Regions from separate parts of the Homo sapiens genome. Here regions 1 and 3 are each linked to region 2. A link is a loop called in an ENCODE intact Hi-C map of the cell type or tissue named here. Cell type or tissue: dorsolateral prefrontal cortex. All regions are shown on one strand. Region 1 overlaps ZNF106 (zinc finger protein 106). Region 2 overlaps TMEM87A (transmembrane protein 87A). Region 3 holds the start of LOC105370794 (a long non-coding RNA gene).

Evidence for each region. Hi-C counts contacts between places; a loop is a spot of excess contacts. Peaks named below come from ENCODE experiments on the same cell type or tissue, not always from the same donor. Only the 100,000 strongest peaks of a DNase experiment are listed, where the experiment ranks them.
Region 1: it touches region 2 in a loop (5-fold over the local background); 7 of 110 quality-filtered maps call a loop at or near these places.
Region 3: a loop joins it to region 2, with 3 times the contacts of the local background. A loop is called at or near these places in 4 of 110 quality-filtered maps.

What each region holds. Positions count from the first base shown.
Region 1 is chr15:42,468,334-42,476,333 of GRCh38, forward strand. It overlaps ZNF106 (zinc finger protein 106), which reads right to left. Exons shown (of 22, transcript NM_001366845.3): 2 at 3,903-3,988. The coding sequence starts at 3,956. Among named protein-coding and RNA genes, the nearest start is that of ZNF106, 19 kb to the right of the region's middle. In dorsolateral prefrontal cortex, a CTCF peak has its summit at 3,451 (motif pointing left); a DNase peak (open chromatin) is centred at 3,345; H3K27ac peaks cover 2,242 bases.
Region 2 is chr15:42,223,022-42,231,021 of GRCh38, forward strand. TMEM87A (transmembrane protein 87A) reads right to left here. Exons shown (of 20, transcript NM_015497.5): 13 at 5,691-5,799; 14 at 4,690-4,748; 15 at 3,785-3,888. The region is part of intron 2 of VPS39-DT (VPS39 divergent transcript); the gene reads left to right. Among named protein-coding and RNA genes, the nearest start is that of VPS39-DT, 19 kb to the left of the region's middle. In dorsolateral prefrontal cortex, CTCF peaks have their summits at 3,852 and 4,051; a DNase peak (open chromatin) is centred at 3,850; H3K27ac peaks cover 2,518 bases.
Region 3 is chr15:42,382,434-42,390,433 of GRCh38, forward strand. It overlaps CAPN3 (calpain 3), which reads left to right. Exons shown (of 24, transcript NM_000070.3): 2 at 2,050-2,119; 3 at 3,734-3,852; 4 at 5,320-5,453; 5 at 6,495-6,663; 6 at 7,520-7,663. LOC105370794 (a long non-coding RNA gene) reads right to left here and starts at 3,598. Exons shown (of 3, transcript XR_932178.3): 1 at 3,533-3,598; 2 at 3,270-3,386; 3 at 2,114-2,724. RefSeq lists enhancers at 2,053-2,608, 3,103-4,302 and a silencer at 2,295-2,477. In dorsolateral prefrontal cortex, CTCF peaks have their summits at 3,237 and 3,440; no DNase peak of the experiment used is centred here; H3K27ac peaks cover 2,345 bases.

The DNA of each region.
Region 1 (8,000 bases), 250 kb after region 2:
TCCCAAAGTTCTGGGATTACAGGCATGAGCCACTGTGCCCAGCCAAAACACTTCTTTTAAATGGCAATTTTACTGAAGATTACCATCGTTTCCTTCCTAGCTCTACAGATGCTTCATAAGGAGAGAGTAGGCCAGGTGCGGTGGCTCACGCCTATAATCCCAGCACTTTGGGAGGCTGAGGTGGGCGGATCAAAAGGTCAGGAGTTCGAGACCAGCCTGACCAACATGGTGATACCCCGTCTCTACTAAAAGTACAAAAATTAGCCAGGCATGGCAGCGCGTGCCTGTAATCCCAGCTACTCAGAAGGCTGAGGCAGGAGAATCGCTTGAACCCAGGAGGCGGAGGTTGCAGTGAGCCAAGATCGCGCCATTGCACTCCAGCCTGGAGACAGAGCAAGACTCCGTCTCAAAAAAAATAAAAAATAAAAAAATAAGGAGAGAGTAGCTTTACACATGACCTCTTCTAGCCACAACTGACTGGCCGCTAACTAAAATTAACACTTGTGGACCTGAAAACTAAGACAAGTTAGTGACAGAATAGAATGAAAAATCGATTAATATACACATCTTCGGTGGGGCACGGTGGCTCACGCCTATAATCCCAGCACTTTGGGAGACGGAGGCGGGTGGATCACCTGAGGTTAGGAGTTCGAGACCAGCCTGACCAACATGGTGAAACCCCGTCTCTACTAAAAATACAAATTAGCTGGGCGTGGTGGCGCATGCCTGTAATCCCAGCTACTCAGGAGGCTGAAGCAGGAGGATCACTTGAACCCAGGAGGTGGAGGTTGCAGTGAGCCGAGGTCACACCATTGCACTCCAGCCTGGGCGACAAGAGCAAAACGCCGTCTAAAAAAAAAAACTTCTCAAGTCCTGTTATTCAATGCTTCCTGTTATTCAATTCCTCCTTGATTTAGATGCTTACCAATATGCCTAATCCCCTTTACTTGAGCTAAATTTAAGTGAGTTCTGTTCCTTACAACAAAACCATTCCTGACCAAAACAGCATTCACTGAAATGGGTTTGTCTGACAAAAAAACTGATTCTTCTTACTATAAAAATGTTATCACCCACTAATAGTTTTAATGTGACTTTTGTTTTTTTTAAAACACTTCACTAATCTTGTCCTAAATTTACATGCAAAACCTTCTCCCATCCTGCTCCAAGGAATGAATACAAACATTGAGACAACTGAGCTTTCAAAAATCATTAGAAAAAATTCAGCCAGACATGGTGGCTCACACCTGTAATTACGCCCAGTACTTTGGGAGGTCAAGGTGGAAGGATCACTTGAGCCTAGGAGTTCAAGATCAGTGTGGGCAACCTAATAAGACATCATCCCTACAAAAAAAAATTTTTAATTAAAAAATAGCACATGCCTGTAGTCCCAGCTACTCAGGAGGCTGAGACGGGAGCATCACCTGAGCCTGGGACACAGAGGTTGCAGTGAGCTGAGATGGCTCCACTGCACTCCAGCCTAGACAGCAGGGTAAGACCCTGTCTCAAAATGAAACAAAACAACAACAAAAAAAAAAAAAGAAAAAAAAGAAAGAAAGAAAAGAAAAAAGATCCACAGGCACAGGATTAAGGTAATAGCCCCAAATGCATTCCTTCTCATGTATTAGGCTTCTATTTAGGCCTTGTATATTAATCAGTATTATATTTTTAAAGGCTGGGTTGGTTGGAGGGGAGGGGGGACTCATGGTTAAACACATGTGGAAAACATTGAATAATACAAAAAATATGACCAGGTGTAGTGGCTCACACTTGAGGCCAGGAGTTCAAGACCGGCTGGGCAACACAGTAAGACTCCATCTCTATTATACACATATATTTAACTCCAGGGCTTCTCAGTATTTTATGTTAATGGGCCTCAGGATACTCAGGGATACCTTACACAGCTTTTCCCCATACTCAAGTCACTTAGAACCTTTTCTCCTCCATAGTTTATTTGGAGAAACCAGAGTTACACTAGTTTGGGAAATTGGAGACAAGCATGGCTTCAACACCAATTGTTCATAGTCCTATCTGAAAATAAGTATCAGTTATCCCTTCCAACTAACCCATTTTGTTACTTTCTTAAGTCATACCACTCACTTAAAGCAGGCCATTCCCTTGCTTTAAAAAAAAATAAAAAGGCAAAAAATAAAAATAAAAACTACAACCAGCTTTTCCTTTTTTTAAAAAAAAGGAAAATAAATAAAAACTACAATCAGCTTTTCCTAGGGCAGGAGTAGATAATTCCAGCCCTTCATTTAACTTCATTATGATCATGGAAAAGTATGAAGAGATAAAAGTATGTTTGAAACCAGAGTAGCAGAGCCAGAAAGATTTAAAATGGCAAAATCACAAAATCATGGTATCACAAGATAGGGCTGCTATTCTATGAAACTCTGATATCACATCTCTGAACAGCAGCCTTTCCATCTCACATCTTCTCCCTACCTCTGTCCAACGTGAAAGTAGTCATAAGGAATTCTGACTTATTGACAATTTGTATAAACCTTCATCAAATTTTTAAAACTAGAAGAGCATTCTTCTATTTTTGTAAACAGTAGCAGGTATATTATTAAACATGATTTTTAAATCTCACTAATTTTTCCATCACTAACAGAAATCTAGATAGAAAAAAAAATAGTATCCACCCAAGTCTACTTGGTGGATCATAATCGACCCTTCAGTCTGGCATCCAACACTGTTTATCAACTATCTTCACTTAATTACAAATTACAGTCCTGCTATTCCCAAGGCAAAACTGTTTTAATCAGATGAGCCTTCTTGCCAACTCCTAGAACTGTCATACTCCATTCCATTTGTCTCTGTACATGTTGTTCTCCTACCCAAAATATCTCTTCCTCGTTTCTCTTAAACCATCGTTACTCTAGACACTTTTCAAAGTTTACCACTTCCACTCACACTTCCCTGGCTAACCTAGCCCATGATCCTCCCAGTTCTCTGCATTTCCAGTAACAATCAAGAGCATCTTAAAAGCAAAGAGAATAAATTCCTCAGTATTTAAACTAGCAGCACTACTCTGAAAGCAAATGATAAAGGCAGGTAAAGGCAAAAAGTGACACAAATTGCAGCCAATTTTAGGTCCTAAAAAGATGTTTTGGCCGGGCACAGTGGCTCATGCCTGTAATCCTAGCACTTTGACAGGCCCGAGGCAGGTGAAAAACCTGTGGTCAGGAGTTCAAGACCAGCCTGTGCAACATGGTGAAACCCTGTCTCTACTAAAAATACAAAAATCAGCCATACCCAGCAGCACATGCCTGTAATCCCAGTTACTTGGGAGGCTGAGGCAGGAGACTCACTTGAACTGGGGAGGCAGAGGTTGCAGTGAGCTGAGATTGCGCCACTGCACTCCAGCATAGGCAACACAGTTAAGTCTCCATTTCAAAAAAAAAGTTTTACTTTGAGCAACATCCCCACCTTGTGGACATCTAGGATATTGTTAATACCATTTCTGCTGTGCTGCATTTTTCACAAGCATAGGCATAAACAGATTGTAGGTACATATAATAGATGCTATATCCTTAGCTAATCAAAAAGTACATGATTTTAAAATTACAGAAAGCAGTATGACTTCAAATAACCTTGGAATTTTAAGGTATCTTCCCTATAACTGGTTACTAAATTTCTGTGTCATCTAGTTTTGAATACGCTCAAATTCTGGATGGACAGAAGTTTAATAATACAGGTACTGGCTTTAGGAGGCAGTAACGAGAAAGAAACCAGTGGAATGAGACTATGGTTTAGGAAAGAAAAGAAGCATAAATAAGACATTGTCAAAGCTTTTCCTATTAATAACATATGTCTATTAATATTAATAACATCTATTAATAACATGTCTCTTTAAAAAATAGTCATAAAGCCTCAGATTCTCCCTCTTCCATTATTACCTTTTTTGAGCTGTACACGATGTGGCATAATATGCATTTTCGTTCTCGTACCATAGTGACCAGATCTGAAGCACTCAACGTCACAGCTGCAATGAGGAAGTAACATTTAGTAACCTTTTCTCCTCAGTACCTTCTTACATTCATCTTCACATAACCAAAATTACAAGTCTTATCTTCCTCACCTCCACCTTGCTCCTCCCCCAGATCTTTCCGTTTCCAGGTGCATAGGGTAAACATTTTGGGAGCCATCCTTGATCCTTCTTTTTCACCCCATATCCACCCTCATTAGGAAATTGTCAGACCTACCTTGCTATATAGCCAAATTCCAACACTTCTCACCACCCAGCACATCTCTCATCCCACACGGCATTACCCTACTACTGAAACGACTCCTTCCTTCTGCTCTTGTCCTCTCACAGCTGATTCTCAAAACAGTGTTTTGAGAGTAGCCAAAGATTCTTAGAATAAGATTCTTTTAAAGTTTAATTCAGAATGGACAGGTGCAGGGGCTCACGCCTGTAATCCCAGCATTTTGGGAGGCCGACGCGGGCAGATCACGAGGTCAGGAGTTAGAGACCAGCCTGGCCAACATGGTGAAACCCCGTCTCTACTCAAAATACATAAATTAGCTGGGTGTGGTGGCAGGTGCCTGTAATACCAGCTACTCAGGAGGCTAAGGCAGAATTGCTTGAACCCAAGAGCGGAGGTTGCAGTGAGCTGAGATTGCACCACGGCACTCCAGCCTGGGCGACAGAGCAAGACTCCAACTTTGAAAAAAAAAAAAAAAACAAGTTTAAGTTAGAACATATACAGGTTGAAAATTCCAAATCTAAAAATCTGAAATCTGAAATCTGAAATGATCCAAAACCGGAAACTTTTTGGGTGTCAACATGATGCTCAAAGGAAATGCCCGCTGGAGCAGTTTAGATTTGGAATGTTCCGATTTGGGATGTTCAGCCAGTAAGTACGCAAATATTCCAAGATCCGAAAAAATCTGAACTCCACAACACTTTTGGTCCCAAGCATTTCGGATAAAGGAACTCAACCTGTATGTAATTCCTCTGCTCAGAATTTCCCAATGGCGTCCATCTCACTCACAGAAAACCTAGTCTTTGCCATGGCTACAATATCTGTTTCTCTCTTCCTCTCCGAATCATTCGCATGCCCTCCCGTTCTTCCTCTATCATTCTGGTGCACTTGCATTCCCCTCGTTGCTATTCTTTGTTCACATCACAGATCCTCCCACCTTTGCACCTCTACATTTTCTGTTCTCTGCCTGGAATATTCTTCCTTAAAAAGTCCTTATGGTTCCCGTGGCTCATTCATTTCCATCAGGTATCTAAAATATTGCCTTATGGGAGAGGCCCTGCCTAACCCTCTACATAATATTGCACTTTCTGACACCCCACCTCTCCACATAGTTCCAGTTTCTCTATTCCCCTATTAACCTGCTTAATTTTTTATAGCACTGTGGTAGATCATGTTTCCATAGAAGGCCTCAACAATATCTGCTACCCCATGTGCTCTTTTGCAATGTGATCTTGCCACCATCCATGAAAAGGTGGATGGAGTCTGTTTCCCCTCCCTGTGAACTATTTTGATCAATAAAATGTGGCAGAAGTGATGCTGTATAACTTAAGAGGCTGGGCTTTCAGAAATCTGTACCTTCTGCCTCTGCCCACTTGTTACACTCCCTCTTGAAAGCCAGCCACCGTGCTGTGAGAAGCCAAAGCCACAGGGAAAGGCCAGGTAAAAAAAGAACTGAGGCCCCCACTGAGTACCCAAACAACAAGCAGGACCAACTGACAGCCAGAAGCGTGAGCCATCTTGGGGGCTCCAGGTCCAGCCACCAATGAGAGACCCCCAAGTGAGACCAATACATACACCATCCAGATAAGCCCTCTTCAACCCAGAGAATTGTGAGACACAATACAAGAGTTGTTTTAAGCCAGGAAATTTTGGAATAGTTTATGAACAAGTGACATCTGGAACATTATCTTTTACTACCTGACATAGTATGTATTTGTTATTCTCTGTCTCTGCCAATTAAAATTTAAATTCCGTGAGAAAAAGGACTTTGCATATTTTGTTCACTAGTATAGTTCGGTCTAGCACTTAGAACAGTGTATGACATATCATAAGGAATTCAAAAGTATTTGTTGATTATTCCAAATGGAACTATCCATCTTGGGTTACTAAATGTGAGTTTAGTAACTGAGCTGAGTAAATAGCAGGGTTTGAGGCCAGGCACAGTGGCTCACAGCTGTAATCACAGCACCTTGGGAGGCTGAGGTGATAGGATCACTTGAGGACAGGAGTTCAACACCAGTCTGGGCAACATAGTGTCTCTACAAAAAATGAAAGAATTAGCTGGGTACTATGGCTCATGCCTGTAATCCCAGCTACTTGGGAGGCACAGCAAGGAGGATTCCTTGAGCCCAGGAGTTTGAGGTTATAATGAGCTATGATTGTGCCACTGTACTTCCACCCTGGGTAAGAGTAAGGCTCTCTATAAAAAGAAAGAAAGAAAGAAAGAAAATACCAGGGGTTTAGATTAAGACTCAACAATGGTTTACTCTTTCATAATCCTCTGGCACTAGCACACTTTCCTCAAGTCCCTGCTAGAGATGCTCTATATGAAATTTTAAATCTACTCCCCAAGCAGCATTGTTCCTTCTTCTACAGAAAACATCAGGCTCTAATAGATCTGCTTCCTCATTTGGGGTACATTCCTTAGGAGATTTTAAAACTGTGACATAATGAGGTTACAAACTACCACAGTTTAATCTGTAACTCCTAGATAATATGGCAGAAGGACCAATGAAAGAGGCCTAAGGTTCTCCACTCCTGTGATTACTCGGCAGTTTTCTTGCCATGCAACCCACTTCATAATATTACTGAATGCCTAAATAATTTTATTCAATAATAAAGTTCAGGCCAGGCATGGTGGCTCATGCCTATAATCCCAGCACTTTGGGAGGCCGAGGTGGGTGGATAACTTGAGGTCAGGAGTTCAAGACCAGCCTGGCCAACATGTCTCTATTAAAAATACAAAAATTAGCTGGGTATGGTGGCACGTGCCTGTAATCCCAGCTACTCGGGAGGCTGAGGCAGGAGAATCGCTTGAACCCAGGAGGCAGAGGTTGCAGTGAGCCGAGATGACGCCCCTGCACTCTAGCCTGGGCGACACAGCGAGACTCTGTCTCAAAAAATAAAAATAAAAAATAAAATTCAAAACACTAAAGTAAGATTATCGGGTAAAAATATGGACATTTAAGAAAGCTGAATGTCAATTAGCTACCAAAACAAAGAAATATACCTTTGTGGATAGGTACAGTATTATTTATACTTTCCATATTACTAATAATCTCTTAAATCTCAAACAGAAATGTTAAGTGCTGTAGCATACTACTTCTAACTGCTTTATAATGTAACATCTACTTCAACTTTAATTACTACTTACATGCGTTATTTTGTTACTTCATTCAACAAACATTTATTGAGCACTAAGCACTATTCTAAGGGTTGGAGAAATTGGTAAAGATACGTCCAGAAATGTTTTAAATTGTGCTTCCAATTATTAACCACCAAAGCAAAACAGGAACAAGAAACTTAGAAGCAATAAAGTCAGTAAAAGAGTGTGACTCTCTGGTAGAAATTATAGCAGTTACTGTGGAGTTTTTATATATTTACTTGGTTGAAAACCAAGCACTAAAATACAAACTGTGCTTTTATTTGACAAAGCCAACAACATCAACCCCTAGCAAATGGATAAAAAAAATAAAGCCATACAATATAATAGAAATACTCTATATCAACCTTTTAACCAAAGTCTCCCTCTTTTTAGTTATTTTTTCCTTTCACAAGCTCATTTCTAATCTGCATGTATTAAGAATACTCATTTTCATTTTCTTAAAAAATCAAAATATAACTGCCAGCAAAGTATTCAATCGATAAGGAAGATTTAGTATTTAAACCCTGAGGTGACATGATTCCAGGCAAAGTAACTTTAGTTTATATATTCTTAAATTGGGTAAATACATAAATTCCATTAAGCTTTCTGAAATACTGTAATTAGCCCAGTCTTCTAGATGGGAA
Region 2 (8,000 bases):
TAAGATTATTAACTGGCAGAAAATATATGCAATACTTAGAACAAACAAAATATTGGCATACAAAATATATCAGAAATTCCTACAAATTGGGCCTGGTATGGTGGCTCACGCCTGTAATCCCAGCGTTTTGGGAGGCCAAGGCAGGCAGATCGCTTGAGCTCAGGAGTTTATAACAAGCCTGGGCAACATGGCAAAACCCCATCTCTACAAAAAATACAAAGATTAGCCCAGTGTGGTGGTGCACACCGGTGGTCCCAGCTACTCAGGAGGCTGAGGTGGGAGGATCATTTGAGCCCAGGAGGTGGAGGTTGTAGTGGGCCAAGGTTGCTCCACTACACTCCAGCCTTGGCTTCAGAGCGAGACCCCATCTCAAAATAAATAAATTCCTACGAATCAATACATAAGTGATTGTTACAGTCTGAATGTCTGTCCCCTCCAAAACTCATGTTGAAACCTAATTCCCAGGGTGACAGTGTTGGGAGTTGGGCCTAATGGAAGGCATTTAGGTCATGAGGGCTCCACCCTCATGAATGAATTAATGCTGTTACATAAAGGGTTTTCTGGAGTGGGCTCTCCCTTTTGCCCTTCCACCTTCTGTCATGTGACGACCCAGTAAGAAGGCCCTCACCAGATGCTGACACTGCGAGCCAACAAATTTCTGTTCATTATAAACAAACAGTCTGTGGTAGTTTGTTATAGCAGCTGAAAATGGACAGAGACAATGATCAATAAGCCAATAAAAAATAAGCTAAAGATCCAACCTTAAATGCAAAAAGTAACAATATTAATTCTCATCCACCAAATCTGCAGAAATTAAATAAAATGATGGGACATAAAACAAGGGAAGAAGAAAAAACCTCTCTCATACCATTGTTGTTAAATATGCAATTTCTTTCAGGTTTTTTTTGGGAACGTAATCTGGAAATACTTTAAAAATTACAATCTACACATATCCTTCAACCTAGCAAATCCAAGCCCACTCATTAAATATTTCTTGAGCATGTGCCAGTGTGTAGTGAGAACCTAACCTTCATTGACTAATGTGAGGTGATCCCGACACCCATAACATGTCCTGTCTTTATTTGCCTGGGGACTTTGGCTGACAGTGTAACAGTATGGTTTATGATAGGGGCTTTGGGCCATGCCATATCAGCTCTGACCTCCAGAGGAAATGGTATTAGCATGACTGCCAGGAGGGGTTGGAAACTAAAAGTCAGCAACAGAGACAGTATGTGATTGAGCCCCAGTAAAAACTCTGGACATTGAAAGCTCAAATGGGTTTCCCACATTGGCAATAGTCTGTGCATACTGTCACATATTTGGCTGGGAGGAGGTAACACTGCCCAATAAAAATCTTGAGTGCTGAACATTAATGGGCTTTCCCAGACAGAAACAATGTGTTACTACATTTTTGTTGCTGGGGAAAAGAACTGACTTGATGTACTTCCTCAGAAGAGAGACCGAACACCAGGAAAGAAAATACAGATTTCCCCAGACTCTACCTGCTATCACCATTTTGTTGTAATACACCTTAACTGTGAGTATAACTGTACGCTGCATCCCATGAGGCCTTCTAGTAAATCACTGAACATCAGGATGGTCTTGAGGACCCTGACACACCTCAAACTGGAAATATCCCAAATGCCCATTAATAAGAGAATATGTTAATTTAACTGTACTACACATGTCCCATATTTATGCTATCCATGAAAATGAATGAGTTCAGTTAAACCTGTTACACTGGAAGGAATCTCCACAATGTACTGTCACAAGAGTAATGTAAGATTCCATACATGAACAGGGAAAAGACACATTATAATATGCAGTTAACACTGAAGTCACAGAGAAAGGGGGCAATGTTTTAAAAGAAAAGGGGGAAAAAAAGAAGAGGGAAGGTAACGCAAAAATTTTTTAATGACTGAGGAAGGGAAAATATTTAAATACAAATATAGCTAGTGAGTAACCAGTAGATCAACAGACGGATATAAAAGAAGGGTCTCCAGAATGTAAAAGTTCTTTCTCAATAGTGTGATTTCAGATCTCCTTTATTTTCTTTCATTACTTTTCTCTATTCTGACTTTTTTTGATAAACACATATAAAGTGCATAGTTTGAAATGACAGCAAGGCCATTTTCATGGAGTAAAAGGATTTCACCTATTTTCTATTTCAATCTTTCATTGGGTCTGGTTATAAAATTAGTCATTTATATCATGCTACCCTTTTCCTTCTTTGGTGGTATGGGTGTTTAATATAAGCTCTTAACCGTCTAAATGCAAATGGGGGGGGGGGGAAGGCATAATCACAAAATAAAGCTAGGCAGTTCCTAAATGACTGAAATTTGCCTATAGTTGGACAAATCAGATTTACACATACATTTTTAATTTCAAAGTTGGTTATGTAAGTTTTAATTTTACCCTTTCTATCATTACAAAGTGAGCTGGGCTGCTGGTTACAGAAATTTTCTTTCCTTCTAGACACTAGACAGGAGAGACTCAGTGTAAGTGATACAATTATATCTTCTGTTTTCTTTGAGACAGTCTCACTCTGTCACCCAGGATGGAGTGCAGTGGCGCCATCTCGCCTCACTGCAACCTCTGTCTCCGGGTTCAAGCGATTCTTGTGCCTCAGCCTCCCGAGTAGCTGGGATTAGAGGTGTGCACTGCCATGCTCGGTTAATTTTTGTATTTTTAGTAGAGGTGGGGTTTTGCCATGTTGGCCGAAACCATGTTGGCTCAAACTCCTGGATTCATGTGATCTGCCCACCTTGGCCTCCCAAAGTGCTGGGATTACAGGCATGAGCCACCGTGCCTGGTTGACACAATAGATTATATATCTATCTCCCTTGTTTACTATACAAATACTTACAGTTATACTTGGTTTTATGGTGCTTCATTTTACTGTGCTTCCCAGATTTTGCAGCAACCCTATGTCAAGGAAGTCTATTGGTGCCATTTTCCAACAGTAATGTGCTCACTTTGTGTGTCAGCATTTTTTTTTTGAGAGGGAGTCTCGCTCTGTCACCTATGCTGTGCAGTGGCATGATCTCGGCTCAGTGCAACCTCTGCCTCCCAGGTTCAAGCGATTCTCCTGCCTCAGTTGCCCAAGTAGCTGGGATTACAGGCATCCACCTCCACACTCAGTTAATTTTTGTATTTTTAGTAGAGACGGGGTTCCGCCACGGTGGTCAGGCTGGTCTCGAACTCCTGACCTCAGGTGATCCAACTGCCTTGGCCTCCCAAAGTGCTGGAATTACAGGCGTGAGCCACCACGCCCAGCCCCTGTGTCGGTATTTTTTTTTTTTTTTTGGCAATAAAGTGTTTTTAAATTAACGTGCATATATTTTTTAGACATAATGCTATTGCACACATAGTAGACTACAGAATAGTGTAAACATAACTTTGATATGCACTGGAAAAAACAAAATATGTATGTAACTCAATATCTGCTTTATCGTGATGGTCTGAAACCAAACTTGCAATTTATTTCCATAGTATGCCTGTGTATTTATCACAAAATGTCAGAGCTGAAAGGAACTTCATGTTGCTGGGTTTAATTCCCCCTCAGTATATAGAAAGGAAACTAAGGCCAGAGAGGTGGAGAGGCTGCATGCCAAAAATCATGAAGTTAAGAGGAGAGCTGAGATAGGAACCCAGTTCTTCTGATTCCAGGCCCAGTGTTCCTTCCACTATATGACACAGCCCTGATACTGTCCCCCAATGCACCACCCCTAATTGATGACATGGTCATCTCATGTTAGCAGAGTAAACAGAAGAGTCCAAGAACCTCTGGTTGTTTGCAGATGGTCGCCAGAGAACCATGATGACAAAGAGGATCATGGAGAACAGCAAGCGCCAGATGGCATCGTCTACCCACAGCTCCCGCCAGTCCTACAATACAGGGGAGAAGTACAACATTTATACACATTATCTTAACCCCTTGTTCATAAAGCCTTTGGCATAGAACAAAAATCACTTATTTGTTCATTCAAGTTATGTTTACTAAGAGCCTGCTACGTGCTCAGTACTGTGGTAAGTGTGGGGAAACAAAGTGAATGAATGTAGTTTTTGCCCTTGTAGTGCTTACTGTTGTTAAAGAAAATGCATCAACGGAACAGAGTATTTGTCAAAGCTTCATCATCCCTCTGAGAAGCTTTAAGAAAGGGTTTTATACAGGGTTAAGAGAAAGTTACCTTATACAGTGTAAGAGAAAGTTACATTAGGTTGGTATACTTTATAATTTTCATTTTCATTATTTATTGAACAAAATAAGAGCCTTAGCTGCTTCTGAAGAAATCCTACTGTCACAGTCGTTGAGCTCAGATCTTAAGGATGTGGCTTCTATTCAGATTAGTATTATTTACACATATGGTACTTAATATTTAGTACTCTGGACTTCTTAAGATTTTTAGTTAAAATAAGACTGGGTTATAGCACACTGTAGTTATAACTTACAAAATTCTCTCCCAAAACTGGGAGAATACAGTCAGAAAAAACAAACAAAAAACTACTATACCAAGCACCATGATAGTACAGAATACTTAGGAGGAGGGAAGTATCACAACCCTCAGAGTAGAGACCTAGCTCTAATTTTTTATAAGGTATATAACTTAGAAGAACCTTACCACTGTCATCAACACCATCAGTTGTTTATAAGACAGTACATTATTCATAAATGTGCTTATAACTCACCGACTGACATGTCACTATTCTGAACTTCATGGTTGTCCAGATGATAAACACAATGGATGCTAACAGTAAATGAAAAACCAGGTCAGAGTATGAATGCTGGTTTACATCCCCAATTACATTCCCCCATTTCCGGTTAAGTGGAATCCCACACACCCCGAACCCCCAAATACATCACAACTCTATCAGTTATTTTAACAAATGTATTCAATACAAAAGGACTGTATACCTGCTATCAGCAAGGCTCATGATACATACTCTGGCCAATCCTTTCTCTATTTAAAGAATAATTTGGTAATAATGTTATTTGCCATCTGGCTACATCAGTAACCAGTGTGGTTGGAAAATAAGGTATTGGAAATATAGCTCTTTCCAGCATTATCAATATAATTTTTTTCTCCTTTTATCCTTAGTATAGTAATGCTAATTTTTCTTTGGCTGGTCAGATGAAAAAAAATGGCTGATAAAACGACTGTAACACAAACAGAAGAGCTAGTTCCAATCATAAATCAGACCTCACTATTCCTGGTACAAGGGTCAGGAGGTAGGCAAATTAGCCTAGTTTGGTTACAGTCCACCTAATGTCAATTTTTTACATATGCTTGCTGACATATGTAAAACCACTATAATAGCAATGCACCCTAAAATTCTACAACTATTTAATAAAACTAAACAAACATGTGGTAATGTCTTCTAAAAGGAGTACTCTCTGGCACTTAAGCTAACTAACCTCAAGAAAAAGAATGCCTCAAGAAAGAATGCAAATAGAAGAGGGATAAATGAAGAGCTGAAATATGAGGTTGATTTCCAGCTACTGTACATAAAATAAATGGTTCTCAACTTTTTAAAAACCACAGATCCTTCTGAGAATTTGACAAGAGCTAAGAACCCTTTTCCAAGTGAAATATACAAAACTTTCTATGTCCACCCATGGCCTTTCAGGTTAAGAATGTCCATTCTAAACAGATCACATTTGAACTCCAAGAAGAAAGTCCCAGACTTACCTGCCACTGCCAAAATAAGCGTGTTGGTGAAATGCCGATACAAAGAGAGTTTTACAATGTTCCTCCGAAGTTTTAATAGCTTCATTGTTTGAGTCAGGCTAATAAATATGTGTTTGCAGGTCAAGGAATTCAACATTCAGGAAAAAACAGTAAGCTAGCCAATTAGTTTTCAGGTTTCTTTAAGGATCTGGGGTCATGCCAATAAACTTATAGATCTCTCAGAGGCCTTATAGCTCTCTTATTCTCACTTAATCTCACAAACACCTCAAGATGAATAAGAAAGTCATCATTTTATTTTCTTTTCCTTTTTTTTTTGTGAGGCAAGGTCTAGCCCAGGCTAGAGTGCAGTGGCACAATCACGGCTCACTGCAGCCTTGACCACTGAAGCTCAAGCGATCCTCCCACCTCAGCCTCCCAAGCAGCTGGGACTACAGGCATGTGCCACCATGCCTGGCTAATTTTTAAATTTTTTTGTAGAGATAAGGTCTCGCTATGTTGCTCAGGCTGGTCTTAAACTCCTGACCTCAACTGATCCTCCTGCCTTGGCCTCCCAAAGTGCTGGCATTACAGGCACGAGCCACCATACCTGGCCGGAAGTCATCATTTTCAATGAGACATTAAAGAGAAGACAGAACCAGAATAAAGTAAGAATGTACAAAATCACAAGAGAAAAAATATAAAAAAGAGAAAGGAAGAGGCTTTCTAGAGAAACAAAAAAAAAAGACAGAAAATAAATAGAGAAATGGCAGAAGATAAAGTGAACATGAGTAACAGGCAAGGGACAAAGAGTTAACATCATCTTCTCTCTCCCTTTAAGGTGGGTAGCTCTGTTCTCATCTGTCCAGCAAATCTAGTTGAGGGTCATAATTATACTCGTGCCTATAATCTCCCAGAGATCTACACTCAGTCCCCTCATGCCATCTTAAGGAACCTGCCATCAGTTGCCTGCACTATCCTGAATTAAGAGGACCTTACAATTGGTTGAGAAGCTCATATGGTTTGCTTCCAAAAGCAATGACTCTCCATTTTCAGAACATTATTCTCAAGTAGAAGTTGCCAGAGAAAAACAGGAGGGGAATTGGTGACTACTAAAAATGGTATCTGCTCTCACGTTCAATGTTCTTTTCTTTTTGAGACAGGGTCTCACTCTGTCACTCAGGCTGGAGTGCAGCGGTGCGATCTCGGCTCACTGCAACCTCCGCTTCCAGGGCTCAAGCAATTCTCCTGCCTCAGGCTCCCGAGCAGCTGGGACTACAGGTGCAAGCCACAATGCCTGATGAATTTTTGTATTTTTTGTAGAGATAGGGCTTCGCCATGTTGCCCAGGCTGGTCTCAAACTCCTGAGCTTAAAGCAATCTGCCCATCTCAGCCTCCCAAAGTGCTGGGGTTACAGGCATGAGCCACTGCACCCGGCTCAATTTTCAGAATGAGAAGCAGATACAAAAATAAGGGATTTGGCACTTGCTCTGCCCTTACAGAGCCGTAGCTGTTACCTAGTCATTGGGTTATCTTACTGTACAATCCATTCCCACCTCCCTCTTCTCTCAACGCTTGCAGAGGTTCACAAAACACTTAGAAAGATACTAATCTAGAAAAGCTTTGGCTATTTAGTCCAAGGACACTTTAACTGAAAACTCTTATACAGCAACCCACTCAAATTCACAAAACAATTTTGTTTACATTCACAGTTTTTCAACAGTCACAATCTATCAGGTCAGTAATAATGAAAACTGCTAATAGGACCAAATATATAAAAACCAAAACAAATTCAATAAGATAAAGTCCAAAAACTTGAATCCTTTAGCCATCAGGCCAAGCCCCTAATATATAAATTTAATTTTAAAGAGCAGGAGAAAAAGATTGCTCAAATAGAAGCTTGTTTGTTATCTGCTGGTTGACTCTGCCTGTAAATGAATCAATTATTTATTCTGAAGGGTGGAAATCTTCAAACAATTCCAAGCCAGCTTTTGAATGAGGCAAGAAAACACTCACTCCATAAGGGTTAAAACCTGCTGAACATACAGAGTTTCAGAAAAGTCAAAGCACCTTACATAGTTCCTGAAATCAAATTTTAAGGATCAAAATCTTTTCATAAGTTTCAAAGCATTTAAGAATTGCTAGAGGCTAAAAGGCAGAGCAGGACCAGCACAGCCAGTGACTCTAACACTAAATGATTAGGTACACAAACAAGAAGTGCAAAATCAAGATGAAATGCTCACTTAAAAGAAAAAAGCCAAAAGATTTTATCTCGAGCTCGGTCCACAGTCACCAATTTCCAATTTGATTTTTAAAATTAAAAAAATAGAAACA
Region 3 (8,000 bases), 160 kb after region 2:
TCTTGGCTCACGGCAATCTCTGCCTCCCAGGTTCAAGCGATTCTCTCACCTCAGCCTCCCAAGTAGCTGGGACTATAGGCATGCGCCACCATGTCCAACTAATCCTTTTAATCTTTGTAGAGACGGGGTCTCACTATGTTGCCCAGACTGGTCTCGAACTCCTGGCCTCAAATGATCCTCCCACCTTGGCCTCTCAAAGTGCTGGGATTACAGGTGTAGGCCACCACACCTGGACAATATTATTATTTCTTATGGTTCATATTTCTTAGTATCTTCATAACATTCAAGGTTCATATTTCTTTATGGTTTTGGTTTTTGTCCTTAGGATATATTCCAAAAGGGATAGACAGCCAAAATGTTACATTTTAAGTGACTTGAAGTAATTATTTTTCTGTGAATGGTTATGCAGTTAGGTCCCTTTGCTTCGGTTTGCTTTCAGCTTTTACAGATGGCTTTTTAAAATAATTTTTTCTTTAATTTTGGCTCTTAATTATTTAAAACTTTACATGATTCCTAAGTCAAAACTATTTTTAAACAGTTATATTCAGAGTTCTACTTCCATCCCTATTTCTACCACCTTATTCCTTCCCTCCCCATATAGGTAAACGTTTTTGAAAACGATTGTTTTGGTTTATCCTTCCATTCCACTCAGAGTTGCAGATGGGACGCATGCTGTGGGGTGTAGCATAAGCAAGACTTTCCATCTACTAGGAGTATACACCCCTGAGTGCAGGAGCTTCAGCTCACTTGGGTATATTGGGTTGTTGTGATGGGGGTTGGGGGAAGGTGGAGAGAGAGACCCTGTTTGAACTGTGTCACAGGAATGCCAAGACTCCATGAAGCTGAGAAGAATGGGGCTAAAACCAGATCACTAGCCTGGCGCGGTGGCTCACGCCTGTAATCCCAGCACTTTGGGAGGCCAAGGCTGGCAGATCACTTGAGGTCAGGAGTTCGAGACCAGCCTGGCCAACATGGCGAAACCTCATCTCTCTCTACTAAGAATATGGAAACCACCCATGGTGGCACACATCTGTAGTCCCAGCTACTCGGGAGGCTGAGACAGGAAAATTGCTTGAACCTGGGAGGCAGAGTTTGCAGTGAGCCGAGATCGCGCCACTGTACTCCAGCCTGTGTCGCCCACTGCACTCCAGCCTGGCGACACAGTGAGACTCTGTCTCAAAAACAATACAAAACACTGAATCTATATTTTATTTATTTTTATTAATTTATTATTATTATTATTATTTTGATTCTCCTGTCTCAGCCTCCCAAGTAGCTGAGATTACCTGTCACCACGCCTGGCTAATTTTTGTATTTTTAGTAGAGACAGGGTTTCACTATGTTGGCCAGGCTGGTCTTGAACTCCTGACCTCAAGTGATCCACCCGCCTTGGCCTCCCAAAGTGCTGAGATTACAGGTGTGAGCCACCACGCCCAGCCGACACTGCCCTAACTCTCAAGTTGCATCCTTACTCGAATAGTATGACAGTGTGGGAAGCAGCATGGGACAATGTAAAAAGGAGGCATGTTTCTGGCTTCTGCTACTTACTAGCTGTGTGTCTTTGCACGAGTTTCTTAACCTCTCTGGGCCTCAGTTTCCTTATCTGAAAAATAACAATGATAGTATTCCCTTCACAGGGCCAAATGGAATACTATCAGGAACACTACATAATGGAACTCAATAAATAATAGCTACTGCGGCCGGGCGCGGTGGCTCACATCTGTAATCCCAGCACTTTGGGAGGCCGAGGCGGGTGGATCACAAGGTCAAGAGATGGAGACCATCCTGGCCAACATGGTGAAACCGTATCTCTACTAAAGATACAAAAATTAGCTGGGCATGGTGGCGCATGCCTATAGTCCCAGCTACTCGAGAGGCTGAGGCAGGAGAATCACTTGAACCCCGGAGGCAGAGGTTTCAGTGAGCCAAGATTGCACCAGTGCACTGCAGCCTGGCGACAGAGTGAGACTCCGTCTCAAAAAAATACCTATCTATCTATCTGTCTATCTACTGTTATTCTTACCTGGTCATTTCCTTTTTGTTTCACAGGAAATTTGCGAGAATCCCCGATTTATCATTGATGGAGCCAACAGAACTGACATCTGTCAAGGAGAGCTAGGTAGGAAAGTGCCTCAGGTCAGATCCTGCCAGATGATCAAGGGGTGATTACAAGGTGTGATCCCCTTCCAGGAGGTAAAGGGACAATCTGTGCTTGCTTCCAGTAACTTTTTGGAAGATTTTTTATAACAGTTGCTTTATGGTCGTTTATCTACATGCTGGCGATTGCTTCATTTCCTCCTACATGCCTCTTTAGCACTCTGCCATGCATCACAGGGGGTATCTGCATCCTGTGGCCTCCTCTCCAGTATCTCAAGGACACTTACATACCCCACTCAGCATGACAAAAGCCCTGCTTTTCACTGTATCGTCTTTCTTGGAAGACAGCTCTGTGACTGTGCACCAAGCATGCCCCTTGGGCATGGAGATTCTAGATACACACACAAAAGGCATCGCCAAGGAAAGCACTTGTAACTGGAACCCTTGTTTAAATTGCCCCAGCATAGCTCCATCTTAAAAGAGTCTTTCCACAAAGATGGCATCCGCCATGTGGATGAGCATCCAATTTTCTCTTTGATTGGTTAGCTTGACTGCTCCATCTGATCTTCCTCTCTCTCGACCTCTTGTTCAGAAAGTATTGTCTTTGGTGTGGACTATAAGCAAGCTCTGTGAAGTAAAATTGGAGAGAACACCAACAGAAACAATTTAAATTTGAGGAAAAGGGGGCACCTAAGACCAAAGGAATTTGGCTTATTTCATTCCAGAAGGGGAGGCTGAGAATAAATCAGATGAATATCTGGGTTCCTGCACCTGAGGGAAGGCTTCCTGCAGAGCCCTGGGCATAATAATCTGGGACCTTCAAACCAATAACCTCTTTCCAAGGAAAGACTGGCTGCTTCCAAGGAGGGTAGGGGAGAGTGGCTGCAGGCAGCTCTCAGTCTCCCCTGCACACTCTCAGTTGCATTTCACTTAACCCATCCTCCTTAGAAGGCAGCTCTGTGACCAGGTACACCCCCTATTATATATATATATACACACACAGAGAGAGAGAGAGAGAGAGAGAGAGAGAAAGAGAGCAAAGTGTTACCTCCAACTACATACAGTACTCTGTCAGAAAAGAGGTTCAGAGAATAAGAAAACGTCCCGAGCTCATTCCGTTGCCAGCAATGTCTTACTGCCCCCTATAGACGGGTTCCAGGGCAGCTGCCTACCTGGCCTTCCTTCCAATACAAATCATCTTGGTGGATGGTTCTCTGAGGCTCAGTCTTCGCTGAAGTCAGAAGAGGAATTGGACTCACATTGCAAAGGCACAGGGCAGGGCAGATTTCCTACAGGTGTTAGGAAGAACAACCCAGTTATGATCACCTACTGCTCTGTCTCCATTGAGGCCTAAAAAGGAAGTGAGTTTATACTGCAGTTGGAGGAACTGCCTGCAGCCTTGAGGAAAATGTCTAGTCACAAGGGAGTAAGTTACCTGTTGATCATATTGTCAAGGAATTCCTGTCCAATTCTCCTTCCCTGGGTTGACACCTCTGTAAGGTCAGATCTGGAAGTAGGAGAGTGGGCACCAAGGGAGTCCCCGTTCAGGGAAGTGGAGTGGCTGGCTGGGATTGGGGCTTTTTCTTCCCAGGAGGAGCAGGAGTGCTCACGATCTGTGCCCTGTGTCTGCCTGCAGGGGACTGCTGGTTTCTCGCAGCCATTGCCTGCCTGACCCTGAACCAGCACCTTCTTTTCCGAGTCATACCCCATGATCAAAGTTTCATCGAAAACTACGCAGGGATCTTCCACTTCCAGGTGAGGTAATGAGAGTGTAGTTAAGAGGGCCAGCGGCAGGCCACCCACCGCTGGTCTCCTGGCCTTGACTTCCCAGAAGCTGGAGGAAACTTCCCACCCATCTACCCGCAGCGGCAACAGTCGGCATGGACCCCCTTAAGGCTTCAAGCCTGGGAGGAAGCAGTTGCTTATCTCTGGCTCCCTAATCCCTCCCCCACCACCTTCCACTATGTCCCAGAAAGACAGGAAGACATCCTGTTTACTGTGGGTCTATTTTTGTCTTTGCAGCTGTCTGGCTGCTTTTATTGCCTGCAGCCCTTCTCAAGTAGGTCCCTAAGATATTAGCACTGTGACACCACAGGACCCTTCAGGTTGTACAGGAACCCCTGTCCAGGGCTCCTGTATACTTCTTCCTCTCTAAGGCATGGCGGTACCAAGGCTATCACTCCTCTCTTCCAAGCCCTGGAAGAAGAGTCTGCTTAACCTGGGGATCAGGCTTCTTGTTTGCCCTAGAACTGAATCTGATGGTTCTAGAATCCATCCAGCTACTGGAAATTTTCTGGGTCCCAGTCACCTTGGCATAGAGCTGGTGCTAGAGCAGAACCAAACTGAATTCTACCTGTGAGGGTCTCGTAGCTTCCGGGATGCTGGGGAGTCAGCCTGTCTCCAGCTTCAAAGGCTCCCTCATGTCCCAGGATGACCCACATTATCAGTTCTTGCTCCCCGGGTCTTGCACCTCAGCACGGAAGGCCTCAGAAAAGGTCTGTCTCCAGGCTCAGACTCCCCCTCCTGCCGCCTTGGGAACATGGCATATTTAAAGGGTCTCAGATCTAAAGGGCCTTACATACAAATATCAGATAGATTTCTGTTCTCATTTCAATGAGGGAGAAAGTGCCATTGAAAAGGAGACTAAACCACATTTGGCCCTTTTCAGTTCAAACTGATTCATTCAAAAAAGAGCGACATCCAAACTTGAAATGATTGAACAATGTTCCTGCTACAGCTAGAATAGATTCTGGGTCACTTTGTTCCTCCGTTTCAATCCTTGTTCTTCAGTTTGGCATCAAGAAATACCTAAATCAGCACAGTGCCTTCACTGCATAGTTCCCAATCCTGGCCACATTGAATCAGCTGGGGGCACCTGAGAGTGCTGACACCCAGGCCCTGCCCCAGACCTGCTGAGCAGGAGAATGAAAATCTTACATCCTAAGACACTCATGGAGCACCTACTCTACCCATTACTGGGCTGGACTCTGTGGAAGACATGAAGTATATGTAACTCACTTCCAGCTCTCAAAAAGCACCCAGTCCAGTTAGAGACAGATTTACACACCCCAAACACAAAATAGGATGAACAGGCACCCAGATGCAGAGTCCAGGAAATGATGCTGCTTTGGGATTCAAGAACCCCCTGAGGAATGTGGAGGAAGGACACATTTCCTAACAGTAATTTGAGTATGTGACTCTGTGCGTGACGCTTCTGTGCAGTTCTGGCGCTATGGAGAGTGGGTGGACGTGGTTATAGATGACTGCCTGCCAACGTACAACAATCAACTGGTTTTCACCAAGTCCAACCACCGCAATGAGTTCTGGAGTGCTCTGCTGGAGAAGGCTTATGCTAAGTAAGCAACACTTTAGAATGTGAGGTGGGGCTAGAGGTGAGAAAGTGGGTTGCAAAATCCAGCCGAGACCTCACTCACAGGAAGAGGCATGTGCCTCTATACGTGCATATGTGTGGGCATGCAAGTCCAACTGTGACCCAAAGTTAGAGATCAGTTCCAGGCAACAACAGCTCTAACTAAAAACATTAAATTTAAGAGTAGAAATGAAGATTTGCATAGAAGACCTTTAGCTTTAGCTTACCATAGCGAGTTCTTTCATTGCACCTCCATGGTGGCATTGCAAGTCTTGGATCAGAGCATTGTATCTCTGGAGCTCAGATCCCAGGGTCTCGCTTGGCTCAACCTCATGTGCTTATAGCAGATTTATAAAGCCATGTTGTCTCTCAACTTAAAAGCTCCACCCCAGATGCTAATAATGGATTTTTTAAATTTTTTTGAAACAAGGTCTCACTCTGTAATGCAGGCTGGAGTGCAGTGGTGCAGTCACGGCTCACTGCAGCATTGACCTCCTGGGTTCAAGGTGCTCCTCCCACCTCAGCCTCCCAAGTAGCTGGGACTACATGCGGGCATCACCATGCCCAGTTAATTTTTGTATTTTTTTGTAGAGACGGGGTTTTGCCATGTTGCCCAGACTGGTCTCGAACTCTTGGGCTCATGCAATCCACCAGCCTTGGCCTCCCGAAGCGCTGGGATTGCCGGTGTGAGCCACCACACCGGCAGCTGCTAATGGCTTTAATGCAGCCCTTCCTCAACGTTCAGGATGTAGTGGAAAGAGCTCTCAGGAAGTGGGGATAGCTGGGTTTCAATCCCAGTGCTTCTGGCTCTCTGTGGTCTTGGGTGGGTCACTTAGCCTCTTGAGCTCAGTTTCTTCATTATGAAGAAAGGGAATCATTGTTTCCATCCCATGAGCTCATAGGGTTAATGTGGAATTGATGAAAGAACATCACAGCATCCAAGAGGTAAAGTTCTGGTGGCAGTGGTACCTGGGTTTTGTTCCCTGGAACTCTGTGACCCCAAATTGGTCTTCATCCTCTCTCTAAGGCTCCATGGTTCCTACGAAGCTCTGAAAGGTGGGAACACCACAGAGGCCATGGAGGACTTCACAGGAGGGGTGGCAGAGTTTTTTGAGATCAGGGATGCTCCTAGTGACATGTACAAGATCATGAAGAAAGCCATCGAGAGAGGCTCCCTCATGGGCTGCTCCATTGATGTAAGTCTGGGGTGTGGGGCACAGGGTGGGGAGCTCCAAGTGTCAGGAAGCCTTTTACCCAATGAAGGGCAGCATAGAGCTTTTGTGTGGGACAGAGCGAATGTTTTGTTTGAGGAAGCAGGAACTGGCTCTCAACTTTGAGGACTGGGAATTTCTCAAGGGAGAACAGTTCTTCCGGATTTTCAATAAAGACACTGGTCAAGGACATTTCAAGCCCTGGAATGTCAGTGGAAATCAGTCCAGAGGCCTGTGTCAGTGGAGGCCTCCCTTGCTGGTGCTCCTCAGTCTCAGCACGCTCCCATTAAGCTGGCCACGTACTTGGCTGTGGACCTGAGCCCACCATTTCCCTAAGAAAGCCTCCCAGTCACTGGGCTTTCACCACACCTCCCCGCTTGAGACGTGGGCTTTGTGTTGTTACCTGGGAGAAGCTAAGCCTGCAGCACCTTTCAGTGCAAAGAAATGCTGTGAACTGAGACAGGAGCCAAGGGTAGGGAGATGGCCGCCCATGGCCAGGCCTCCTTCAGGGGGCATGCCTTCCCTGAGGGCTGCTCAGTATATTGATATGATAATCTTAGTGGTTTCCATTGGGGAGGATGGGGCTGAAGCTGAATTCCTGCCCCTTCTTCTCCCAACACGCCCAATGGACAGCTTGGAAGGTCAGTTAGCACACAACACCATGGATGAACTTTTTTTCTGTATCACTTTTCTCCGTCTTTCCTCCATTCGTGCTCTGTTGATCTCTCCTCTCTCCCTTTGTCTGTCCCATCTCTTTCTCCTCTCTCCTTCCCTTTCCACCCTTCTGTGTTTGTTCTCTCCCTCCCCTGTGTTGTTCCCTACATTCTCCATCGGGCCTCAGGATGGCACGAACATGACCTATGGAACCTCTCCTTCTGGTCTGAACATGGGGGAGTTGATTGCACGGATGGTAAGGAATATGGATAACTCACTGCTCCAGGACTCAGACCTCGACCCCAGAGGCTCAGATGAAAGACCGACCCGGGTGTGTACACCTCCGATTATCAGAACTGACCATCCCTCCAACCCACATGACCCCGCCCTATTAGTGTCAGACTCCCCTCAGCAGCCAGGGCCTTACCCACACACCCCCACCTGGCACCTCCCAAGGGTCTGGGTTGAAATAACTTGCTCAGCCAAGGCTCCTGAAGAGGGTGCAAGAACCAGGATTTTGGAGGGAATCTCTGCTGGAGTTTCTGCATATTCCATGGTCCAGGCAGTTCCTCTCATAACGAACTATCAGACAGAAATACTTGTAAAGATACTTCATTTATTTTGAAATATTTTTCCTCTTCTAATGTATTCATTTATTCATTCAACAC